Linked DNA regions of Homo sapiens: region 2 is linked to region 1. Evidence: read pairs that join two places in POLR2A ChIA-PET (ENCODE). Cell type or tissue: OCI-LY7. All regions are shown on one strand. Links, peaks and the distances in the headings refer to the core of each region. The heading gives the core; the rest is flanking DNA.

Region 1 (11,729 bases), core at 2,295-10,294:
ATGAGCTTTTCCCAAGCTCTGTCCACTCCGTGGAGATGGCGGGAGCCAGGGCAGACATGGGGTGTTCGTCACTTTTTTTTGAGATGGAGTCTTGCTCTGGCGCCCAGGCTGGAGTGCAGTGACATGATTTTGGCTCAGTGCAAGCTCCGCCTCCCCGGTTCACACTGTTCTCCTGCCTCAGCCTCCCGAGTAGCTGGAATTACAGGTGCCACCACCACACCTGGCTAATTTTTTGTATTTTTACTAGAGACGGGGTTTCACCGTGTTAGCCAGGATGGTCTAGATCTCCTGACCTCGTGATCCGCCCGCCTCGGCCTCCCAAAGTGCTGGGATTACAGGCGTGAACCACTGCACCCGGCCAGGTGTTTGTCACTTTTTGAAAGCTACATTTGAGGAATGAAATAGACTGAACAGAATTACTTATTTTTGAATATTTAATACTTAGTCTATGAGAACACTTAAATATAGTTAATGTATTCGAATAATAAGGAAGAAATTTCCCTCTCTGTTTCCAAAGCAAAAGTATAAACAACCTTTTACTTGGCAGGGACTTCACTCTGTTTCTAAAAAGCCAGCAAGCACCGTTCCTGAAATAGACCGATCTGTTCCTCTGCATAGACCCTATTAACATTTTAGCTACATCTCTGCTGTATCTTGATATGATAGATTATAGAAAATGTCTTGCTACTGGAACTTCACGATGCTTTCCTTTTAAACATCAGGTAGAAAGTATGGATAGTAAATCTCAGATTAGTTGCCATTCTTGGTCTTGGTAGAGCTGCCATCGACAGCCTCCGTCAGTTACAACAGAGTGTGTCTCTCCAGCAACCCAGCTTAGATTGCAGACTGAGTCTGGCTCACCCAGGATTCAGTGCAACGTCTTCCGAAGCTGTAGCCACCACTCTCAGAAGAGACTTGAGAAGCCCTCCCTTTGATGCCTGCATGTGGCTGTTCTCAGATCACAACAGCTATAGCAGCGTCTCAGAGGATGCTGGCAGGGGTGTCCTGGGTGTGACACCACGGCAGGGGCCTGCAGCATCTGAACGAAATGGGCCGTGACATTGAGCGGCCTAGGGGAGTCCACAGCCGCATTTCAAAGGTGCAGTGGCCCGAGGTTGAACCCCAGAGCCTGGCTCTGAGGAGCCTGGAGTTGACCTGTCACAACTCCATTGAGAGAGCTGGCTGAATTCTGTACCTGTGTGGGCAAGATGGCTGTGTTTGCTCTTGGACCCTTCCCAAGCCAGGGCTAGGGAGATTGTCTGCACAGCTAGTGGGAGCTTGACTGTTCACACTCGGGGCTGAGTCCCTCACCTTTCTCTGAGCCCAGGGAAGATGGACATGCTGCTGTGACACAGCCAGCCTGGCAGGAGGGAAGGCACTTGTGGGTTTGTGCACCGAGGCCTCCTTCCTCTTGAGCCAGGAAGGGCTTTTGGGATCCTGCTTCCAGCTGCTTTCCCTTGCTAGGTTATTGGCCTCGGGGGCCAGGAGAAGCCGAGTGCAGACCTGCAGCCTGGACCCCTTCCACAGCCTCCGTGGCACCTGTGGTAAGCGGGACGTGGCCTTTGGAACTCCAAGCCCTACCCTGGCATGCCTGCCCCTTGGGGTGTCTCAGGCACCTGCTGTATGCCAGGCTCCATGGCGGGGTGGGCGGCAGCCAGGGCTGTGGGGAGGAGGGGGCATGGTACGTGGACGATGTTGAGAAGCATCAGGGAGGCGCTTGAGGCAGTGTCAGCAGAGCCGAGACCTGCAAGGAGGGGACTGGCTGTGGGTGTTGGAGCTCAGAGGCTGCCTCTACCAGAGCCACAGTGTCTAGTGAGGGCAGAGGGAGGACCGAGGCCCGGGGAAGCCGTGTGCATGGTTTGCATCAGGTATGTACCAGAGCCACAGTGTCCAGTGAGGGCAGAGGGGGAAATCGAGGCCCGGGGAAGCCGTGTGCACAGTTCGCATCAGGTATGTACCAGAGCCACAGTGTCCAGTGAGGGCAGAGGGGAGACCGAGGCCCGGGGAAGCCATGTGCACGGTTCGCATCGGGTGTGCAGGCCTGACTGGCTGTGCTGACCTTCTCAGTCCCGGCCAGGCCTGGGGTCCCAGAGGGAATGGAGCATCCCTCTTCTTGCTTCCCTGTTGCTTCCTGGTCAAGGGATGCTTGTTTATTGCAACTCTGGCAATTATTCTGAATATTAAGAGGAGTTTCACAAAATCGTAGGGGGAGAGGGGCTAGGGATTCATTTTTTTTTCTCCACCTGATTTTACAGGAGGCTTCTGCCATCCCTTAGTGTGAAGGCAGAGTGCAGACGCTCTGCGGTTATTTGTCCAGGAGGAGAAGAGCTTCTGGGAGGTCACAGATCTGATTGTTGTAATAGCACTGACATTTTTAAATGGGAGAATGTTGATATCTATAGTAAACAGAGTAAAACTTCAGTAGCTTCAATATAAAGATGCCGAGATGATCTTAGAGCCACTTTGTCCATAGATCCTTCTGCGGTGTGGAACTGCAGCGTCTCTCTACCAGCCTCTGTGGTCAGTGGCCACCTGTGGGTAATTGAATGCTTGAAGTGCAAATGAGAAACTGATACTTCTAATTTTATTTAATTTTAGACAAATTTAAATAGCTACATGGGCCGGGCACTGTGGCTCATACCTGTATTCCCAGCAGTTTGGGAGGTCAAGGCGGGTGGATCACGTGAGGTCAGGAGTTCGAGACCAGCCTGGCCAACATGGTGAAATCCTGTCTCTACTAAAAGTACAAAAATTAGCTGGGCATGGTGACAGGCACCTGTAATCCCAGCTACTCAGGATGCCAAGGCAGGAGAATTACTTGAACCCGAGAGGCAGAGATTGCAGCAAGCTGAGATTGTGATACTGCACTCCAGCCTGGGCGACAGAGGGAGACTGTCTTAAGAGAAAAAAAAAAAAAAAAAAGCTACACGTCCCTTGTTGCTTCTGTAGGACACCGCATGGTTCCAGAAGGTAGACCTTGTGTTGGGGACTCTGCATTGTCAGGCTGGAGACACAGTCTCCCTTCCTAGCAGTGTGGGCCCCTGGGCTGCCCTTCTACCAGAAGGGATGGTGGTGTCTCTAGAGGTATCTGTGGACTCAGATCTATGTGAATTAGTGACTAGTGTTACTCACAGATACTTAATTTTATGGGTAAATAAATACCTGGACTTGCTGCGAGCTTTCAGGGCAAGAATCGGGAGTAGGGAGTGAAAAGTGACGAGGGCACCCATGGCTTGTCCCGCTGCCTCCAGCACCTGGTCGGGGGGGGCCCTCCGCTCTGAAGCCCCCGGCACCTGGTCGGGGGCACCCCTCCCCTCTGAAGCCACCAGACCCTCCTGGCCTGTGGTGCTGCTTCTCCAAATGCCGCCCTTGGCTGTTTCCCAGGAGTCACTGGCGCCCAAGCAGGCTGTATGGGTCACTTCTGCGTGGTTTTGGGGTGTTGGTGAAGCTCATTGGTCTCGTCTTCCTTCTCATGTGCCACATCTCACCTGTTGGCTTGTGGATGGGCCCGAGTCCGTGTGTGGACGCGTTGTATCTTCTCAGGCTGTACTTGGTGCTTAGGTGACAAGGACGTCTTAGAGCAATGGACTGTCTGCTCCAAAGGGTGCTGTGTGTTAATTGAGACATAGCTTACTTGTGGGGTTTAAATTTCCTGGGTGTTGGAGGCAATTGGGGAAAAAAGGTCTAAAAAGGCCCCTGGGGATGAGGGAAGCAATAATGAAAAAGTAACTTTATCGCACTTAGCAGTTGATTGAATTTGAACGTGAATTTTGCATTTTGGGGACTCTTAAAGCTACTATTTGTAGGGATTCCTTGATGAGCTGCTTGTTTTCTGTCAAGTAGAAAGTAAAGTGGATCGGTTTTGCCTTTAATTCTGACTAACTAGAATCTACTTGGCTTTTTCCCCCATTCACGTTAGGGTGGGGGATTGGACTAGAAGAGCTGTAGGATCTTTATTTCTGATCTTAAATGAATTTTTTCTTTACTCACTTTTTTTTTTTTTTTTTTTTTTTTTTTGTGAGCTGCTATTTTTTCCTGCAATGCACTGTTCTTTGGTTTGGGAAATGTGCTATATTTGTACCGTGCTTTAAACATACACAATGGTTCTAAATAACTACTTTTCTTTAAAGTTAGATGTAACATCTTAATTAAAATGTCATCCATAAATCAGGCACAGTCTGTGAGGTTGTGCGAGCGTGAAAGCTCCACAGTCTGAGGCCTGGAGACCCCTCTTGTCGCTTCCCTCCAGCCATGTCTCCTCCCCCGGCCACATCACCTCTGGCCACATCTCCTCCCCCCACCACACCATGTCACCCCCATAACCCTTGCCACGTCACCTCTGGCCACATCACCTCCCTCCCGGCCACATCACCTCTGTCCTCGCTGCCTGCCTGCCTGCCTGCCTGCCTCCCTCCCTCCCTCCTGGCCACATCACCTCTGGCCTCACTGCCTGCCTGCCTGCCTCCCTCCCTCCCTCCCTCCCTCCATCCCGGTGGCCTCCGCGGCTCCTGCTGACTGCCCTCCCGAGGGGCTGTTCGATGCTCTTTTCCCGTCTTCTGCTCCTGAGTGGGTCTCGGGGCTGGATGTTTCACAGGATGCAAGTTTCTTCCCTTCCAGCCGTAGGTCTCTGGGCGACAACTCCAGAGAGGGCACCAAGCTCTCCTTACCCACCTGGGGGCCCTGAGCCCTGACCACCAGGGCTTTCCTGTGGGGGGGGGGGTGGGGCAGACTCGTGTGAATTGGACTGAAAAGGTGCTTCCAGGAATCCTTGTTTTAGGTGCACTGGGGCAGAGGTGGGGACAGGGGACCACCACACCACCTGGTTTGCTCAGAATTTGGTCCTGATCACAGCCAATGAGGCAACACAAGCACCTCCTAAATGAAGCATTGCAGACTGCTTTTACATGTGACAGTTGTGATGGCTGAAAAAGGCTTCACACAATGAGTGGGTTTGAGCTGCATTTGAAGGCAGAACAGGTCCCTGCAGGTGGAAATGAGAGATAAGGGTGACCCAAGCCATCAGCAGCTGCGGGTGGGGTGGTGTGGGCTCCCCAGGGATGGTGGGCATGGATGAAATGCAGGAGAGGGCAGGGGTGCGATGGAACAGCAGGGCAGCGTTAAAATCCCCCTGCAGAGAGGGGACGTGACTGAGATTTTATCACATGTATAAACTGAGAGATGATTTGAGGATGATTTCTGGGAGCCTGTGGGAAAAGCACGTGGTCATCATCAGTTCTCTGGATCTCTGAAAAGTCATGCCTCTGCCTATCTTGTGAGCTATTGTGAAGATCAAATCGGATAATCTTCAGCAAGCCTTGTAAATGCTAAAGCTCATGACAGAGACTGTTCCAGCCCCTTTTTCTCCACCCTCCCTTCCTCCTGGATAATGTGAACCCTGCTGGGTACCTCACTGTCTGCCTGCTTTCCTCCTCTGTAACATGAGGCCTGAGTATTTGCTGGGTACTTCGCTGTCAACCTTCCTTCCTTCTCAGTGATGTGAGCCCTGAGTATTTGCTGGGTACCTCACTGCCTGCCTCACAGCTGGCTGTGGCCCTGTTACACACACTTGGCTGGCACATAAGCAGAAGTGCTCGCTGGGCCTGGGAGGGCTTTCTGATGTGTGGGTGCATGCTTCTCCCTGTAGGCTGGAGCTGCAGGAGCCCTCCTGGATCAGAGGACCAAGGCTGTGGCCTCGCGATGGGGGCTGGGGGAGCTCCCTGGGTTTATTGTGTGGGTGAGAGCAAACTTCAGTCCCGCTGCAGCACCGGGATTCCGGGTTCCCTCTGGAATGTTCTGAATGAGAAACAGGAAGTATGCAGAGGTGCGTCTTCCGAGGATTTGATGGTTATCTTAGCTCAGAGGCACCAAGTGCTCTCCCATGAACCTGCAGAACCGCTTCTTCCACTAATGGCCTTCTTTATCTAAAGAATGACTTACAAACTCTGCCACTTAAGAGATAGGTATTTGCAGGTGTGGCCTGAAAAATGAACAAATTGATTCTTTCATCTCAAGGAAAATACCTTACGTTATTCCCAATGATAGCCATTGGAGCTTTCCAGTGAATATTAAAATATACAAATCTTGTGTCTGCCACTTTCTCATGTGATCAGTGGTGATATTGATGTGATTTTTTTTTTTGACATAATGAAATGTGGAAGCTGCTCATAACTCTGAACCAGTGTTTTCTAACCAGTTACAAAATCGTGTGCTGGTAAAAGAGCCACTCAAGTGCAGGACAGACCAGTCCGCTTAAAAGGAATTGGGGCAGAAAGGCCCGTCGACCAGGGTCCAGACTCTGCGTTGCAGACAGCCTGCATGGAAGTGCCGCTTGTGACATTTGGCAGCAGAGAATACCTAAAACTATGTGAAAGCACAGTGAAAAATACTTCTTCCTAACTGTATATAGCATGGGATCAGACATTTTTCATAAACTTCAACCAGAGTTCTGCAGCCCACTGAACGCAGATGGAGGCATGAGAACCCTGCTGTCCGAGGTGCAGAGAGGCGTTAGGTGTTCTCACAGCAGCACAAACTGTTGCCACACTGCTGCTTATTTTGGAAAATGGTTTTTTCTTTAAGACTGTGCTGTTTATTAACATGTAATGACTTTATTATTTTAAAATAAATTTGTTACTTTTTTTTTTTTTTTTTAAGAGTCTTGCTCTGTCACCCAGGCTGGAGTGTAGTGGCGTGACCTCGGCTCACTTCAACCTCTGCTTCCCGGGTTCAAGTGATTCTCCTGCCTCAGCCTCCCAGGTAGCTGGGACTACAGGCACCCACCACCAAGCCCGGATAATTTTTATTATTTTAGTAGAGATGGGGTTTCACCATGTTGGTCAGGCCGGTCTGGAACTCCTGACTTCAAGTGACCCATCTGCCTTGGCCTCCCAAAGTGCTGGGTGGGATTACAGGCATAAGCCCACCATGCCCGGCCTCATGAGAAAGCTTTTTGTGATCTTTAATAAACTGTAAAGGGTTCCTGAGACCCAAAAGTTTGAAAACCACCGGCTTAAACCGACAACAAATTGTCCATGATTCTTCAGTGTACCTTCTAATCTGTTGATGGAGAAAGGTTGTAAGGGGTTGCTTTACTTTTTTCCTTTCGCAACTTAGTGGTGCTGGGACAACTGGATATCCACATGGAAAAGGATGGACTGCACCCTCCCTCACCCTACACAAAAAAATAGCTCAAAATGGATCCAGTGTAAGAGTCGATACTGTGAGACCCATTTTGTCAGTCTGCTGGGTACCGTAACAGACACCGCAGACTGTGAGGCTTAAACAGCATCTTATTTCCTTTGTTCTGGAGGCTGGAAGCCTGGGGTCAAGGTGCAGGCAGGGTTCGATCCTCCGGGTCCTCACCCCATTCTGTGTAGACGGCGTCTTCTCTGTGTCCTCATGGGTTTCTCTTATGTGTGTGCAGCACTGAGGACTCTGTGTGTCTAAATTCTCTATTATAAGAACACCAGTCATGGCTGGGCGTGGTGGCTCACACCTGTAATCCCAGCATTTTGGGAGGCCGAGGTGGGTGGATCACCTGAGGTCAGGAGTTACAGATCAGCAGTGAAACCTCATCTCTACTAAAACTACAAAAATTACCTGGGCGTTGTGGCAGGTGCCTGTAGTCCCAGCTGCCCAGGAGGCTGAGGCAGGAGAATTGCTTGAACCTGGGAGGCGGAGGTTGCAGTGAGCTGAGGTCATGCCACTACACTCCAGCCTGGACAGAGAGAGTGAAACTCAAAAAAAAAAAAAAAAAAAAAAAGGGAAAACACCAGTCATGTTGGATCAGGGCCTACTCTTAAGATCTTATGGGACCTAAATTGTCACGTTAAAGGCCCTGTGACATTTTGAGTTTCTAGGGGTTGTGGCTTTAACATGGGAATCTTGCGGGGACACAGTTCAGCTCATTACACCCTTAGGGGAGAATCCAGGTGAAACTGTTACGTTGAATTAAGCAATGGTTCCTTAGATGAGATGTCTAAAGCATAACAAGCAACTGAAGGGGAAAAGACAGTATCAAAATTAAAAATGTTCATTTCAGAGGTTACTATTAAAGTAAAAAGACACAACCCACAGAACAAGACACATTATCCCAATAAGGGCCTGATATCAAGAATATCTTTAAAAACTTACTCAGCAATGAAAAGAAAATCCAATTTAAAAATGGACAAAGGATTTGAATAGACATTCTCCAAAGAAAGATACATAAATGCCTTAAAAAGCACATGAGATATTTAACAGAATTAGTCATCTTAGAAATGAAAATGAAAACCACCGTGAGATACCACTTCACAACCACTGGGATGGGTAAAACCCCAGTACTGGACGGTGACATGTTGGTGAAGATGGGAAAATTGGAATCTGTATATATTGCTAGTGGGAGGGGAAGGAAAATGGTACAGTTGCTTTGGAAAAGTCTGGCAGTTCCTCAGAAAAGTTAAGCATAAAATCACTGTACGACCCAGCAATTTCACTCCCAGGCATATGCCCAAGAAAACTGAAAACGTTTTTACAAAAAAATCTTATGCAAGAATCTTCATAGCAGCATTATTCGTAACAGTGAGTAGAAACAGCCCAGATGTCTGTCAACAGATGAGTGGATAAAGAAAATTTGCACACAATGGAGTATCACTCAGCCGTAAAAAGGAACAAAAGAACATGTGCTCCAATGAGCCTTGAATGTGAAAGATGCCAGCACCAAAGGTCACACCAAAGGTCAAGCACTGTGCAATTCCACTCACCTTGAACGGGAAAGATGCCGGCACCAAAGGTCACACCAAAGGTCACGCACTGTGCGATTCCACTCACCTTGAATGTGAAAGATGGCAGTACCAAAGGTCATGCTAAAGGTCACGCACTGTACGATACCAGTCACCTTGAACGTGAAAGATGCTGGCACCAAAGGTCACGTCAAAGGTCACGCACTATGTGCCCACTCACGACAGGCGTCCAGAGTGGGCAAATCCAGAGAAACAGAAGTCGGCTGGCGATTGCCAGGGGCTGGCGGAAGGAAGCAGCAGGTGCTGACTCTTAATGGATTCAAGGTTTCTTTTGCGGGTGGTGAAAAAGTCCCAGAATTAAATACTAGTGGTGATTGTTGTGCAGCTTTGAGAATATGCTAAAAAGACTGAATTGTACCCTTTAATATGGGGGATTTTATGGTTTGTAAATGCTTTTCAATGTAAAAAGAAACTAAAGAACTTATTTGGTGTTGATATTTAGAATGCGAAAGAGACTGTATCCAAAACATGTTACTATGTAACTCATGTCCCCAGAGAGTTAAACTTCATTTTCTGAGGATCTTAAAGGATGTGTTTGAGCCTAGGAGACACAACGATCCATACTATATGTTACAGCCTATCTTACTGATTTCTATCTCACGTAACAACCGTATTCAGGGAAAACGGACATGTAAACGTGAGCTGAATGCTCTGCAGAAGCACTTTCCTCTTACCCAGATGGTCTTTAGTGGTGCAGTAAGAGATGTGGTCACGGCAACGTCAGTTTAATTTCCATGGCAACAGGAATTTGGCACATCTGATGAGTTAGATCTCCCTGCACAGCTCCTAACAGGGTTACCCATTTCTGTGTGGTGTCTGTGTACGTTCTCGCTACTGAAATCAGTGATGGCACCTGCACAGACACTTGCCCGGAAATGCGCACAAAGCTGGTGAAGGCAGAGGACAGGCGAGTGGGAAGCATGGTTCAGCCCTTGCAAAGGAGACGGTTATTCCTAACGCAGAAGATTCAGGAACACGATCCTTGCGAAGACTGGTGATGTCCATGGATCTCACTGCTGTCCAGTTGTATCTGTGCAGCGAGTTACCAAAGCTGCCAGAGCCGCATGTGTTGGTATCGGTGTCATCATCATCACTCAATGTTTCTGACTTTTGGTATTGGTGTCATCGTCATCACTCAATGTTTGACTTTTCCTGGTGCTGAGGATGACTGCATGTGGCAGAAGCAAAGTGCTGGGCTTAGAAAAGAACTAGAATCTGATGATCTGTGGTATATAGAGAGGCAGGGTCAGAACCCCCCACTCCCCAATCCCGTAAGAACTGGGATCTGATGATCTGTGGTATAGAGAAGGGGGGAGGGTCAGAACCCCCCACTCCCCAATCTGATAAGAACTGGGATCTGGTGACCTGTGGTATAGAGAGGGACAAGGTCAGAACCCCCCACTCCCCAATCCGATAAGAACTGGGATCTGATGACCTGTGGTATAGAGAGGGACAGGGTCAGAACCCCCCACTTCCCAATCTGATAAGAACTGGGATCTGATGATCTGTGGTATAGAGAGGGGCAGGGTTAGAACCCTCCATTCCCCAATCCGATTGTTGAAGAAATAGTTGGCTTGGGAGGGTTTTTACTCTGAAGGTTGAAGCTGTGCATTTCTGGAGCCTGGGCTGTCGGCCGTAGTGGCTGGGGAATGCTGGGGCTGTGGTCGTCTGGCCGCTGGCAGTCCTGCTGGTGGGTCCTGCCTCTTTGACACCGTTCCTTTCTGAAGCTTGTTTTCCCCAGTGTTGGAAGTAGCAGCACTGGAGGAATGGCCTTCTTCCTACAGCAAAGCTCTGCCAGGAGAGGAGGAGAAGACATAGAGCATCTGTTGAGGGACATGACGTTCTGGGCACTGCACCATGCTTTCTGCTTCTCAGCAGTGCCTCCTGGTTGATGTTACCGTCACCTGGCATCGCCCAGGAGGTAACTCGCAGAGGCAGGCAGGGAGCAGAAGGAGCTCAGGAGGGAGTGAGCCGTCACAGGGTGGGGGAGGTTCAGGAGCCAGCAGGCAAGTGGGATGTGGCCTCAAGGTGTTGCTGGGTTGGTGAGGGGTCTTCTGGGACTTTTCTGAGAGTGCAGTCAGTTGTAGGGGTGGGTGCCGGCTCCCGCAGATAGAAGAGCCAAGTGTGCAGGAGACCAACGTGTGCACTGGGAGTCCCCAGGGGCGTGTCCTGGCACGCGGCCCAGAGGCCCCTGACAAGGCTCAGTGCACCAGGCACACAGCGGATTGTTGGTGCTTGACCCGACGAGAAGGTGAGGAAGTGAGGTGAGGGGGGCCGAGAGACAGGTGCAGGGATGCACTAGACAGGGTGCAGTCAGGTGGAGGGTCATGCTGTGGGGTCTAGGAGAGACAGGTGTGGTCAGGTGAAGGGTCACGCTGTGGGGTCCAGGAGAGATGGGTGTGGTCAGTGTGGAGGGTCATGCTGTGGGATCCAGGAGAGATGGGGGTGGTCAGGTGGAGGGTCACTCTTGGGGTTCCAGGAGAGACGGGTGTGGTCGGGTGGAGGGTCACGCTGTGGGGTCCAGGAGAGATGGGTGTGGTCATGTGGAGGGTCACGCTGTGGGATCCAGGAGAGATGGGGGTGTTCAGGTGGAGGGTCACACTGTGGGGTCGAGGAGAGATGGGTGTGGTCAGTGTGGAGGGTCATGCTGTGGGATCCAGGAGAGATATGGGGGTGGAGGGTCACTCGGGGGGGTCCAGGAGAGACGGGTGTGGTCGGGTGGAGGGTCACGATGTGGGGTGCAGGAGAGATGGGTGTGGTCAGGTGGAAGGTCAAGCTGTGGTGTCTGGGAAATGTGTTTTTGCTTTTGGCTGAGCAGCTGGACCTGAGCATGTCTGTGCTTTGACATTTAACCTGTGCACTGTCCTCGGCAGGGTGTGTGTGTCTGTGACAGAGGACACCTCAGCCAGAGTGGATGTCGGCGGTGGTGGCCGGACTCAGGGTCCATGA
Region 2 (11,729 bases), core at 157-8,156, 280 kb before region 1:
CTCAGGAACTAAGTGCCCTGTGTCAGGAGCATAAGGAGCGAGATATCAGTGATGCAGAACGTATTGGAAACCATGGGTCCAGAAGCCAGAGAATTAGAATGAATGGTCTTGAGTTTTGTTTGTTTGTTTGTTTTTAAAGGAACTGTTTTAACAATAAGTTTTATCTTATTTTTGTATGTGTCTAGATTTTAAAAATAGTTGGCCGATACTTAAAATTCTATGCTCAATATTTTTAACTACTTAAGATCTTTTAGGGGTTCTGTGACCCTTTCTAATTTCTTCTGAATCTTATGTTAGTATATTTGCATGCCATACTTACCTTGTGACTTGGGGAATAATGATGATCTGAAAATACCCTGATCTGCAGAGCAGGACTTGTGTCGGGGTAAAGGTAAAGGCCCTGTCAGGCTGTGGTTGGATGAAGCCGAGTGAGCAGCAGTGGGTGTGCAGGTGCTCCTAAGATTGAGAATGTTGATGAGTTGTATTAAAGCCATCAGGAATCAAGAACTGTTGACTTCCTGCCAGTGATGGAGGTCGTATCAGACTGACATGCTAAAGGTTACAACACTTGTTGGAGCCCATGCGCTCTTGACCACGTCTTTCCTCTCAGTGCCTGCTTCCGCATGTGTCAGTTCTCCTCGCTGGATTGTTGTAAGGATTGGCTGAAAGGATGCACAAAAGCTCCAGCCTACTTCTAAACAGCACCCATTGGTGATAAAATTGTAAAATACATGTCTCAGCATGGGTCATGACTCTGACAACATCAAGAAATGCCCTCAGTTTCCACAGATTTGTTGGTATTAATGAAATTGAAGTCTGTTTTATGGTTTATTTACTTGTCTGTTTTCAAATGAATCTAGGTAACTCCATTTCCAAATACTGGATTTATAAATGGGTTTACGTCTCCAGCGTTCAAGCCTGCGGCGTCTCCTCTGACTTCTCTCAGACAGTATCCTCCTCGAAGCAGGCAAGTTCCGGGGCGGTCTTAGCAGTTTTGGTCTTTACGCTACTGCCCTTCCGGAGTTGGGATGAGAGAGCTTTGATCACTAGTCCTGCTCCTCGCAGACAGAGCCACCTGAAGCACACAGCTGCATTCTGTAAAGACTAAGCACTACAATCTGGCATGGGTGCCCGCCTCAGATTCTCTGAGAGGAGGCTTTGGGGCAACTTGTACACATCAGGTGTGCCTGATTTTAATTTGGGCCTGGACTGAAAAACAGCTAAGCAGAATTGTGGCACATTGTTAATAGATTTGCATTATCCTATATGTTAGGAGTTAACCATTCCAAATCCTATTTTTATACTTTATTAAACAGAGAGCAGATTTCAGCTTAGCTATTCCATGTCAGTATGCATGTTATGTAATGCCTTGATCATTTTATAACTCAACACATAAAACCATTTTTATTTACAGGAATCCTAGTAAATCTCATCTGCGGCATGCGATTCCTAGTGCAGAGAGGGGACCTGGGTTATTAGAAAGTCCTTCAATATTTAACTTCACTGCAGATCGATTAATTAATGGTGTCCGGAGTCCACAAACAAGGCAAGCAGGTCAAACTAGAACACGGATTCAAAACCCTTCAGCATATGCCAAGAGAGAGGCTGGGCCTGGGCGTGTGGAGCCAGGCAGTCTCGAATCCTCTCCTGGTTTAGGGAGGGGAAGGTGAGTTGTTGAGCAGTTACTGTGTAACATCATAAACTAATATTTTAAAAATTATTTAATTTAGATATGTTTTGTAATTGTCTTTAAATATGTCACAGAAAATCTAACTGAAGGCTATAAACATAAGGGTTTTATATAATTGCTAAGACTTAAATGGCTTCATCTTTTTTGGAATATGAAATGGTTCAGTGAGAACTGTAGTTGTTTTAGATCATTATTTGTAGAAACACTGGAGCTCAATAGCCATAGACTCCATCCCATGTGCCTGCAGTCTCCTCTTGGCAGCACCCCTGGCTCACCAGGCCCCTCTGCAAGGGCGGTGTCCAGGCTCTGCCCCATGGCTGCTGGCCTGGCGCCCTCCAGCTGGGTGTGCACCAGGCACTGCAGGTGGAGCCTGGAGCGGGTAACCAGGCAGATCAGCATTGCAGTCTCATCTCATTGGAGGGTTGAGACTAGCCAGGACGGGTCTTAGCTGTGCTTCCTGCCCACCATTTTTGGTTTTGTTTAACATTTTTTTGGCATCAATCCTGTAGTAGGTTTTTGTTTGTTTGTTTGTTTGTTTGTTTGTTTTTAAGACAGGGTCTCACTCCGTTGCCCAGGCTGGGGTACGTTGGCATGATCATGGCTCACTACAGCCTTGAACTTCTGGGTTCAAGCAATCCTATTGCCTCAGCATGCTGAGAAGCTAGGACTTCAAATGCACACCACCATGCCTGGCTAGTTTTTAAATATTTTGTAGAGACAGGATCTCGCTGTGTTGCCCAGGCTGGTCTTGAACTCCTGGCCTAGAGCCATCCTCCTGCCTCAGCCTTCCATAGTGGTGGGATTACAGGCATGAGCCACCGCACCTGCCCATTGTTGATAAGGCCAGTTGATCTTCTCAGTCCTTGCCTTGGTAAGGACCGTCAGGATTTTCCTCTCATAAGTGACAAACAAGTGACTCAAATACCTGAGCTTTTTCAGGGTGTTCTATATACAATGTGTACAGCACCATCCCTGACGTGCAAGCTCCTCTTCCTGCCTGCCACAGTGCACACCCTCTGTGCAGTGAGAATTCAACATGAAGAGGCATCAGAAGCATCTCATTCCTGCCCATAATGATTCAATGAGCACATAGGAGTTCCTGCAGGGATTGTGCAGTGGCATTGGAAGGCACCATGGTCTGGGAGAGCTGGCACTGGCCTGTGTCTCACAGGAAACATGGCATCAGGTTGGCTCAACAGGCCTTGGAGATGCAAAGCCAAAAGGGGCCCACCGTGTCATGGAGAGTCAGTGACTTCAGGGAGCAGTTGCTAGCCCTGGGTCTCAGTTTGGGGTTCTTAAGACCCAGACGCTTGGAGGGAGGAGGGTTGCAGAGCTGGGGCTCAGACTTGGGACAGAGCCCTACTCATCAAGGCCATGTGGCTCCCTCTGAGGGGCATCAATTGTGGGCACGGTGTGGAAGGAGGCAGACTAGATGGACAAGGCCCCCCGGCCTCAGCCTCCTGTGCTCTTCAGTGTGCCTTGTTCATACGAGCGTCACAAGGAGTTTCCTGGCAAATGAAAGTGGGGCTTGTTGAATTCCAGCTACCTCACAAAATGTATACAGGTGGCTTTGAAGCTGAGAGTCCAAAGCTTGCTGACGAATGTGGTCTACCCAGGATACCCTTCAACAATACTTGAACTTCCAAATGCAACTGTAACAAGTTTATGCTTTTGCCTGACAGATGCAGATCTTGCACCAATGGAGACCCTCTCTCTCCCCACCAAGGGAGGACAACTGTCCTCCCACCTGAGACCTGAGCACTGCGGCAGGGAGTGGTTTAGGAAGCGCACACCAGCATGGGCACGGTGGGCAGGGAGTGGTTTAGGAAGCACGCACCAGTGGTTTAGGGAGTGGTTTAGGAAGTGGTGGGCAGGGAAAGCGCATGCAACTCCTGCAGCCTGTTTCTGCGATGGGTTCTGAAGCCAGAGCTGACCTTCGTAACCTCCTCCTTCCCTCTGTCTTGAGAAAGAGCTTGTGCTGTTTTGCAGGGAGGTGTGCCAGGCCTTGCTTGCCCTGAGAACCTGATCCACAGCAGCCATGCCTCCACCTCCCCTTTTTGGGAGGGTTTGTTTTGTTTCCATTAACTTTCTCTATTGGACCAAAGTGCTAAGATGTCCTGGAGAACCCCTTACCAGAGTCCAGACACATGTCCCTACCCTTGCATGGCGGCCATGGCAGGGCACGGCCCAGCTGGGTTGAATGGCATGAGGAGCCCCAGGCGCCAGGTGGCTGCCTTGGTGGAGCTACTGTTAGGATCAGCTGGGGGAAGCACACCTCTTCAGGGTCTCAGGCCTTCACACCACTGCATTCAGAGTCGCGGGTGTCACAGTGATGTTTCCTCTATGGTGCTGGGACCACCCTGGGTCCCTTGCTACCCCTTGTGAGCTGTAACCCACCATGGCCCTGTCACTGAGCCTTGGCTCAGCCAACCTGCTCTCTGCATGATGGGCACTGACAGCTGACAGTGTTCTACGGCTGCAGGTGGGCTTCTGGGTCTGACACGGGTTACGTGGAGCCCAGTGAGGGTGTGGGGGAGTGTTGGCTGGGCCCACTGATGGTGACTGGGATAGGACCCCATGGCAGGCAGGTCTGTGTCCTGGACACCGCTGTGTTCCAAGGGATGGGTGCCCCTGCGTCCCAGCCGGTAGTGACGAGCAGGCTGCCCTTGGCGGAGGGATGCCCTGTGCCGAGCCCTGCGGGATGTCCTCTGCCCATGTGGCTGCTGTCCCTCTGTCCAGCGCTCAGGGCAATGCCTCTGGGCAAGCAGGTGCTGACACCATCCGTCTCACACCCCTCCCAGGTCCCCAGGGCCAGTTGAGTCCTGTCCCACTGAAGACTCTCATCTGGTTGCATCCCTAGCTCTGCTCATGGGTCATTGTAGCCCCACCTTTCCACTACTTCTGAATCCTGGCGCAGCGGAGTAGGAGTTCAGCTCCCTGGGTTTTGGGAGCACCCCCTATTAGGGAGTGGTGCTGAGCCAGGTGTGTACTGGGGTGGCTGTCCATAATGCAGGCCCAGGACCCTCTCTCCCTGTGAGGCCACAGGCATGGATCCAGGACAAGGAGCACCAAGCCCCCTGTTCCTACAGGAGGTTGGGTTGTCAGGACTCATGCCCCACCTGTGGCTCAGTACTCATCCATGTCCCATAGTCTGGCCTGCAGTCTCCGCAAGGCACCAGTAGAAAGCCAGGAGCTATTTCCAGAAAGTTTTCTGTAGGAGATAATAGGGATTTGCTCCAGAATCCTAAAGGTTTGTGCCGTCCTTGCCCTAGAGGGTTTGGCCCAAGGTTCCACAGAGTTTTCCACTGTTAGGCCATCTTAGGCAAGACTAGTTTTTGGTTTTCTGTAAATGAAGGAATTAGTCAAGACTATTTCTTAACTCCTTTCCAGGTTATGTAATACAAGGCCCTTGGGGGAGTCTTTGCATTCCATTAAATTATCCATTGAGATGAATGTGTGTCATGTGACTTGTTAGACCACATAACCTGTCCAGGGAAATGGGAATGTCTTGGCCATCCTAGAGTCCTAGGTCTCCACGTGAAGTCACCACTTAATCAGTGTCTGTCCTGTGGTTATCAACTGCGTGTGTGGCGTGGCCTTGCTGCCTGCATGGGGAGGTCCAGAATGTGGTTCCTGAGGCTGGGAGGCGAGGGCAGGAAGTCTTTGGGGCACAGAGGTCCTTGTGTGGTTTTCGTGGGAAGGGGTCAGCCATTGAGGCAGTAGTGGAGGAAGCTGAGAGGGCAGAGGAAGGGATGGGACGCGGTATTTGGGGTCTTTTAAATCTGATGTAAAGCAAATCTGCGCCGGGAAAATTCTCACCACCATTTTAAACAACTCATTGATGGAGCTCAGTCTCAGATTTTATGTGTCTTGTCATTTCCACCCAGTGGATGTTCAGTACTCATGTCTTAACAGACATCCCAAGGAGGCACCAGGGAGTTGGTTTCAGTCAGTGTTTTCTTCTGTTCTTTATCACTTGCCTGGACTTCCACGTTAGTCCCTTGCTGTCAACTTTGTGTTGTTCTGCTTACGCTTCCTGAAGTTGGGATTTTAGAATTGAAAGTCATCTTTGAAAGGTTTCAAAGTGATAAAGACTGAATTGATGTGTACTTTGATTATGTGAGTGCAAACGTGCTCAATAATAAATTCTCCAAGTGGGAAAAAAATAACAGTCTTTCACTTTCCACTCCTCTAGGAAGAATTCCTTTGGCTACCGGAAGAAAAGGGAGGAGAAGTTTACAGTGAGTACATAAAGCATATACCTCTTCACAAGACATTTAAATCTAATTTATACCAAACCTGAGATTTAATTAAATGGATTAAGGTTAAGGCACAAGAATGAGCATTTCAAAAGACTTGTAACGTGAAATCCACTAAGTAATAACTGACACCCTGGCTGGCCTAGGAGGAAGCAACTGTAGAGGTTTTGGAAATAGCGATGTGCTGCACAGGACTCCACAGTGCACAGGCGTGTTGTGCTGTGGCACAGGCATGGCCAGGAACTTGCTGTCGCATGCACTGCAGCCTACACACGGGTGTGCACGTGAGCTCTTCTGTGTGGCAGCTGTACCGGAGAGTCTGAAATGACTGGAGCCATTCATTTCAATGAGCAGAGTAAGCATCTTCCACGGAGCAATTTGTTTGTCGGTGTTTTTCCTTCAAAACTTTCGAATACTCTCCCACTGTGTAGAAAGCATTATCTCCTTCTGCTATAACTTACTGGCAGGACAGACCCAAACATAAGTGATAGGTTTTTGTGGCGGTAAGTACATGAGACATGGTGATTTTTGCTTGGGTTGATTAATCAGAGTTTCTCCTGTGGAAAATGTTTGTGCTGGTCTTTAGTGGAGGATGGCATGGACTTCTCCACAGCCAGTGGTGGGATGGCACGGTGGCAGTTAGCAGTACCCACAAAGATGGGAGGGATGGCACGGTGGCAGTTAGCAGTACCCATGAACCAGTGGTGGGACGGTACGGTGGCAGTGTTAGCAGTACCCACGAAGATGGGAGGGATGGCACGGTGGCAGTTAGCAGTACCCACGAACCAGTAGTGGGACAGCAAGGTGGCAGTTAGCAGTACCCACGAAGATGGGAGGGATGCCTCCATGGGCTTGCAGATGTGGAATTCCATACAAGGAATGCTGGAGGAGACCTGGACAAATCCTGGTCCAGCCCCTCAAGCCATCACACAGGTGCTTTCTCATCACAAAAGATACAATCTCTGTTTAGAACTCAGAAATTGTGCCTTTCATGAGGTCGGCTTAGTCTAGTTTTTGTTTAACTAGTTGGTAAGGCAGTTTTTACCAGTTAATTGCAATTGGAATTAGTGAATTCCTGTGACCATTTGGACTAACAAGTCAAGCATCTAAACACAGGGCACTGTTGTGCCTGCCGTGATGTTTTCCCACAGCCATTTCTCTTCCGTTCTGTTTTGCCTTGCATTCCTGATGCATGTGTTCATGACTGTGACCTGCTTTGAAGCTTCGGCTTGTGGCCCAGTGTTGTATTGATTACAGAGCATACGCCCATCGTCTTATGTACGTGCTCTCAGGACCTCAGAAAGGTCCAGACGCTTTTTCTGTAAAAGTGTGTGAGCCTCGGGCCTAACCACGCCCATGGGACCTGAGCAGTACTCAGACCTCACCCAGAGGTGCTCAGATCCTAGAGGATTTTAACACTGCCTTCCAAGTCAAGTCCCATCTGTGGGTGATGTCATTTTGTAACTCCCACATCTGGGCAGTTGTTGCCTGCCTCTTTTGCTTCTACAAGTTGAGATTTAAATACATTTTTGGGGAAGGCTGTCTCTCTAATAATGCTTATCTTCTGAAAAGCTGTGTTCACCTCAGAAACGTGCAGATGTTTAAAACCGCTTTGCCATCATAGTGGCCATGTGTAACTTAGAGCTTTGCAGGATCATTTTGAGCATCATATTCACAATACTAGGTTACAGAGAGCATACAACAGCCAGCTGCTCAGTAGGTAACAAGCTTACTGCCAAGGACACCTAACTGGGAAAAGCTAAGCTAAAATTAGGCACCTGTCGCGTGGAGCAGAGAAGCAAGCGGAATGCCCAACACAGACTGGACTGGGGTTTGTGTCAGCCTGAATTCATTTTCATCCTTTGACCTGCTTTCACTTCTGACATATTTTCTCTAGAATCTACTGATGCAGGGATTCACCTTCCTGTGTATAAACTTTGGAGAAACATTGGCACTTTCCAGTTAGGTGGATCCCATGAGATCTTTGCTTCCTGGTCAGAGTAGCTCATTGTTTCAGCTAAAAATAGTTGTATTCTTTAGTTAATATAAATTCATTTCTAAACTAAATGCAAACTCATTTCCCCTTTCTGTGCCATGTGTCCTTCAGCCGAGGAACTGCGTACTCGCAAAATGACTGCCAGCTTGTTAAAGCGGGTTGATAGATCATTTTCCAATAAAAGGTATTACTGCCTTTCTTCTGAGATTTGGGCTTACAAAGTACACTCACTTCTTATTATACTGAGTTTGCTTTCTTGGAAGTCAAAGAATCTGATTAGAATTTGTTGTCAAATCCTGTGTTTTTAATTATTTAAAAATATAAACTTTCATTAAGTTTATTTTCAGAGAATTCGAGCCCCCTTCCCTTTTGTTAAACCACTTTTTTGATGCACGTGTGTAAAATTTCTTACACAGGTTGTGGAGAGAGTGTCATATTTTGTTTTTTACAATTATCTTGTGACTCACATTAAAAACTATGCTGTAGTAACACAACACTTGTCTGAAAGTGAGAAAGTTTAATGTCTAGACTCAGGCTGCCCTGCTTTCCATCTGGTGGGCTGGAGTCACTCCAGAGTGTCTCCCTTGCCTTCAGCTGCCCCTGCTGTTCGTGAGTGCTGGCAGCCATGGGTGGATAGCTCTTTGGATGTCACCTTAGCCTCACTGTGTCCTTTGTGACACATCTCTTGGGCAGCAGCATCCTTGAGATTTCAGTTTTACAGCTCTGCTCTAGATGGTTGAAGTTGCTTGGGAGAACCTTCAATTGAGTGAGGAAGCCCTTGTCTGGGTTGAATGATCTGCTTGTTTCTACAGATATTTTCCAGACAGGTGTGGAAACGAGAAGCTGCTTGGCCTTCTCTCTCCATACCGTGACCCTGGGGTGTCATTCTGTTGCAGAGCAGCCAGACACAGTCTCCAACGCCACCAAAGCCTCCGTCGCCAAGCTTCGAGCTGGGGCTGTCCAGCTTCCCTCCATTACCTGGAGCTGCCGGCAATTTGAAGACAGAGGACTTGTTTGAAAACAGGCTATCTAGCTTGATAATAGGACCATCCAAAGAAAGGGTAAGGGATATATTGCATGTCTAATAGTTGCCAACAGTGTCTAGGTACGGGTTCCGTGTCAGGCGCTTTGCTGAGCTCTTTATACATGTTTGTTTTTAATACTCAAGAGAGGCTTGGAGGCCACGTGATTGCAGAGGTCACACAGATTTGGAGTAAGGCCAGCCTTGAACCCAGGGCTGGGCCTTCTCCTTAACATTGCTGTCTGATGAAGTCAGAGGTAGAAACGTGTGCCATGATGTGCCGTACACACCCTTTCTCTCACCCAGAAACTTAGATTGCATTGTCATTGTTGTAGTTCAGACCTGCCTTTATTTTATAAAACAACAGAATGAAATGGAAACATCTGAATTGTATTGGAAATGATTAAAATGTGTAGTAATCTACATGAGACAAGGAGCAAGAAGCCTGGGAGAACCTCACTGTAGTGTCGGTAGCTTCTGGTGAGGTCTGGGCTGCCCCACGAGGTGCCGCCTCCACTGCAGTGAATATCATCCCAGGAGTCGTCCCGAGCTGCAGATGACAGAGGACACTCAGCCCAGCACTCTGGCCTCTAATGTGCTTAGGAGGTGGAAGTGGGACTTGGCCGGCTGCCACACCTGGCGTTGAAGGCTCTGGGAAGTACAGAGGAAGTTTTCTGCCCAGTTACCTACTGTGCATAGGAAGAGCCCAGGAAGAACCTGCTGAGCACTCCAGGTTGCCGGTGTCCCCTGTGCCAGGGGCCCTTTCCCCAGCTGTGCCCCAGAGTTACCACGTGTCTGTTCCACGCCACATGACCGTGCTGCTTGCTACCCCACCCAGGTCTGCAGAGTCAGTGTCTCTTCCACCCTGGGCTTTAGGGAAGGCCCCGCAGTAGATAGAACCATTCCTCACTTCCTAGGGCAGAATTTAAGGTGGATTTTGATGCAGTATCTTTACAATGAAAGCCAGGTGACGTGTCTAGTCCTTTTCATATTGGTAGATGGTCATGCTCCTGTTTGGAGATTGAGTACATTCCAGGATTGTCACATTAGCCTTAAATTTCCACACCGTCATTTCTAAGGTATTAGTGCCTTGAGAAGAAATGCAGTTTAAAGATCATGAATTCTAGTTTTCCAACTGTAGCCTACTCCCGTTGGTATTGAGTGGAGGAGAAGAGGCAGGTCTCCAACCCTGCTTCAGAAACAGCAGCTCCTGCTGTGCCCAGTTTGAGTCTTGTGTAAGGTTTCTCTTGAAGAAAGAATTGCTTCTTTGAAAAGCCTGACCCTGAGCCTTATGCCACCACCCAGGTGTAGTGGGCTCCATTGCTGCTTCTTGGGAGCTTCTTGAGTCAACAGCGTGGCCCTTGGGTTTCAAAGTGGGGTGGAGGCTCCAGAAATGATGGGGTTCAGCCCTTCCCCTGTTGACATGGAGCTCGTGATGGTCACTCTGACTTGCTTCATGACCTGCAGTTGTGGATCTGCATTTCATTTGCATTGGGACTGCACATATCCTGAATTAATTAGTTAATTTGTTTATTTAAGATAGAGTCTTGCTCTGTCACCCAGGCTGGAATGCAGTGGCACGACCTTGGCTCCCTGCAACCTCCGCCTCCTGGGTTCCAGTGATTCTCCTGCCTCGGCCTACCGAGTAGCTGGGACTACAGGCATGCACCACCACACCCGGCTAATTTTTGTATTATTAGTAGAGATGGGGTTTCACCATGTTGGCCAGGCTGGCCTCAAACCCCTGACCTCAGGTGATTCGTCCACCTCAGCCTCCCAAAATGCGGGGATTATAGGCGTGAGCCACCGTGCCCGGCCCCTACCCTGAATTTAAAATGAGCTTTTACAAAAGGAGTCCTTTGCCCTCTTGTTTCCACCAAGCTGGATTCCTGCTGGTCGAGCGCAGGAATTGCAGCGGATTCTGGTTCTCCAGCTGGAAGGGCTCTAGGTCTGTCGTCAGCCTTCATCTAAGGGCAGAAGTGTAAAGAGCACCTGCCCTCCTGCCTTTTTTAAGTTGCATGACAAGTGTATCATCACATGCCATATGTATAAGATCAAGCACACATGAAATAGCCCCTGCACAGGGGTCGCTGGCTGGAGTAAGGAGGGAGTAAGTTTCACTCCGTCCTTTGCTTCCTGGCCTTGGGCAAATTAACTTAGAGGTATTGGGCCTCAGTTTCCTCACCTGTTGAGATGGGGGCATTCGCACACCTGCTTCCTGGGGTTGTGAATTCAGGGAGGGCTGGGAGCTCACATTTATATGGGTGTGGAGGCGCCGATTGTTTTTTCTCAGCGGTGTGAATGAGTTGTGTTGGACTGTGTTAGGATTCGACACTCAGCAGATATGCATGTGGTGTTGTGCCGTGCCGTGCTGGGCCCAAAGTGCCAGGTGGGTGAGATGTGTTTGATGCCTGTTCAGTTAAGAAATAAGCTTGTAGATCATCATTGCGGGAGAGGAGATAAGGGCCTGTGATGTAAGAACAGTGGGGCATTTGCCGAGAAAGAGAAGGGTGGGCGATCTGTGGGGCAGAGGATAGTCCTGGGCTCTGTGACATTTTTGCTGGAGAAGACCCTCTTCCCCTATGTCCTTGTGCTGCTCTCCCAAGGCTGTTCACGGGTGGGGTGAACGGGCACTGGTACCAGCTCCGCTTAGTGCCGGCAGGACTCTGATGAACACTCTTGACCCTGTTTCAGACCCTCAGTGCAGACGCAAGCGTGAACACCCTTCCTGTAGTGGTCTCCAGAGAGCCCTCGGTGCCGGCT

What was found. ChIA-PET counts read pairs that join two places held together with the same protein. Peaks named below come from ENCODE experiments on the same cell type or tissue, not always from the same donor. Only the 100,000 strongest peaks of a DNase experiment are listed, where the experiment ranks them.
Region 2: POLR2A ChIA-PET joins it to region 1 with 11 read pairs; 1 of 35 experiments calls an interaction of 5 or more read pairs at or near these places.

Annotation. Positions count from the first base shown.
Region 1 is chr10:541,200-552,928 of GRCh38, reverse strand. The region is part of intron 1 of DIP2C (disco interacting protein 2 homolog C); the gene reads left to right. Among named protein-coding and RNA genes, the nearest start is that of DIP2C-AS2, 82 kb to the left of the region's middle. RefSeq lists an enhancer at 10,689-11,189. In OCI-LY7, for the core only: no CTCF peak of the experiment used is centred there; a DNase peak (open chromatin) is centred at 5,578; H3K4me3 peaks cover 102 bases.
Region 2 is chr10:815,002-826,730 of GRCh38, reverse strand. LARP4B (La ribonucleoprotein 4B) reads left to right here. Exons shown (of 18, transcript NM_015155.3): 12 at 861-967; 13 at 1,415-1,666; 14 at 5,886-5,931; 15 at 8,842-9,006; 16 at 11,661-11,729. Among named protein-coding and RNA genes, the nearest start is that of LARP4B, 110 kb to the left of the region's middle. RefSeq lists an enhancer at 11,518-11,729. In OCI-LY7, for the core only: no CTCF peak of the experiment used is centred there; a DNase peak (open chromatin) is centred at 3,540; H3K27ac peaks cover 630 bases.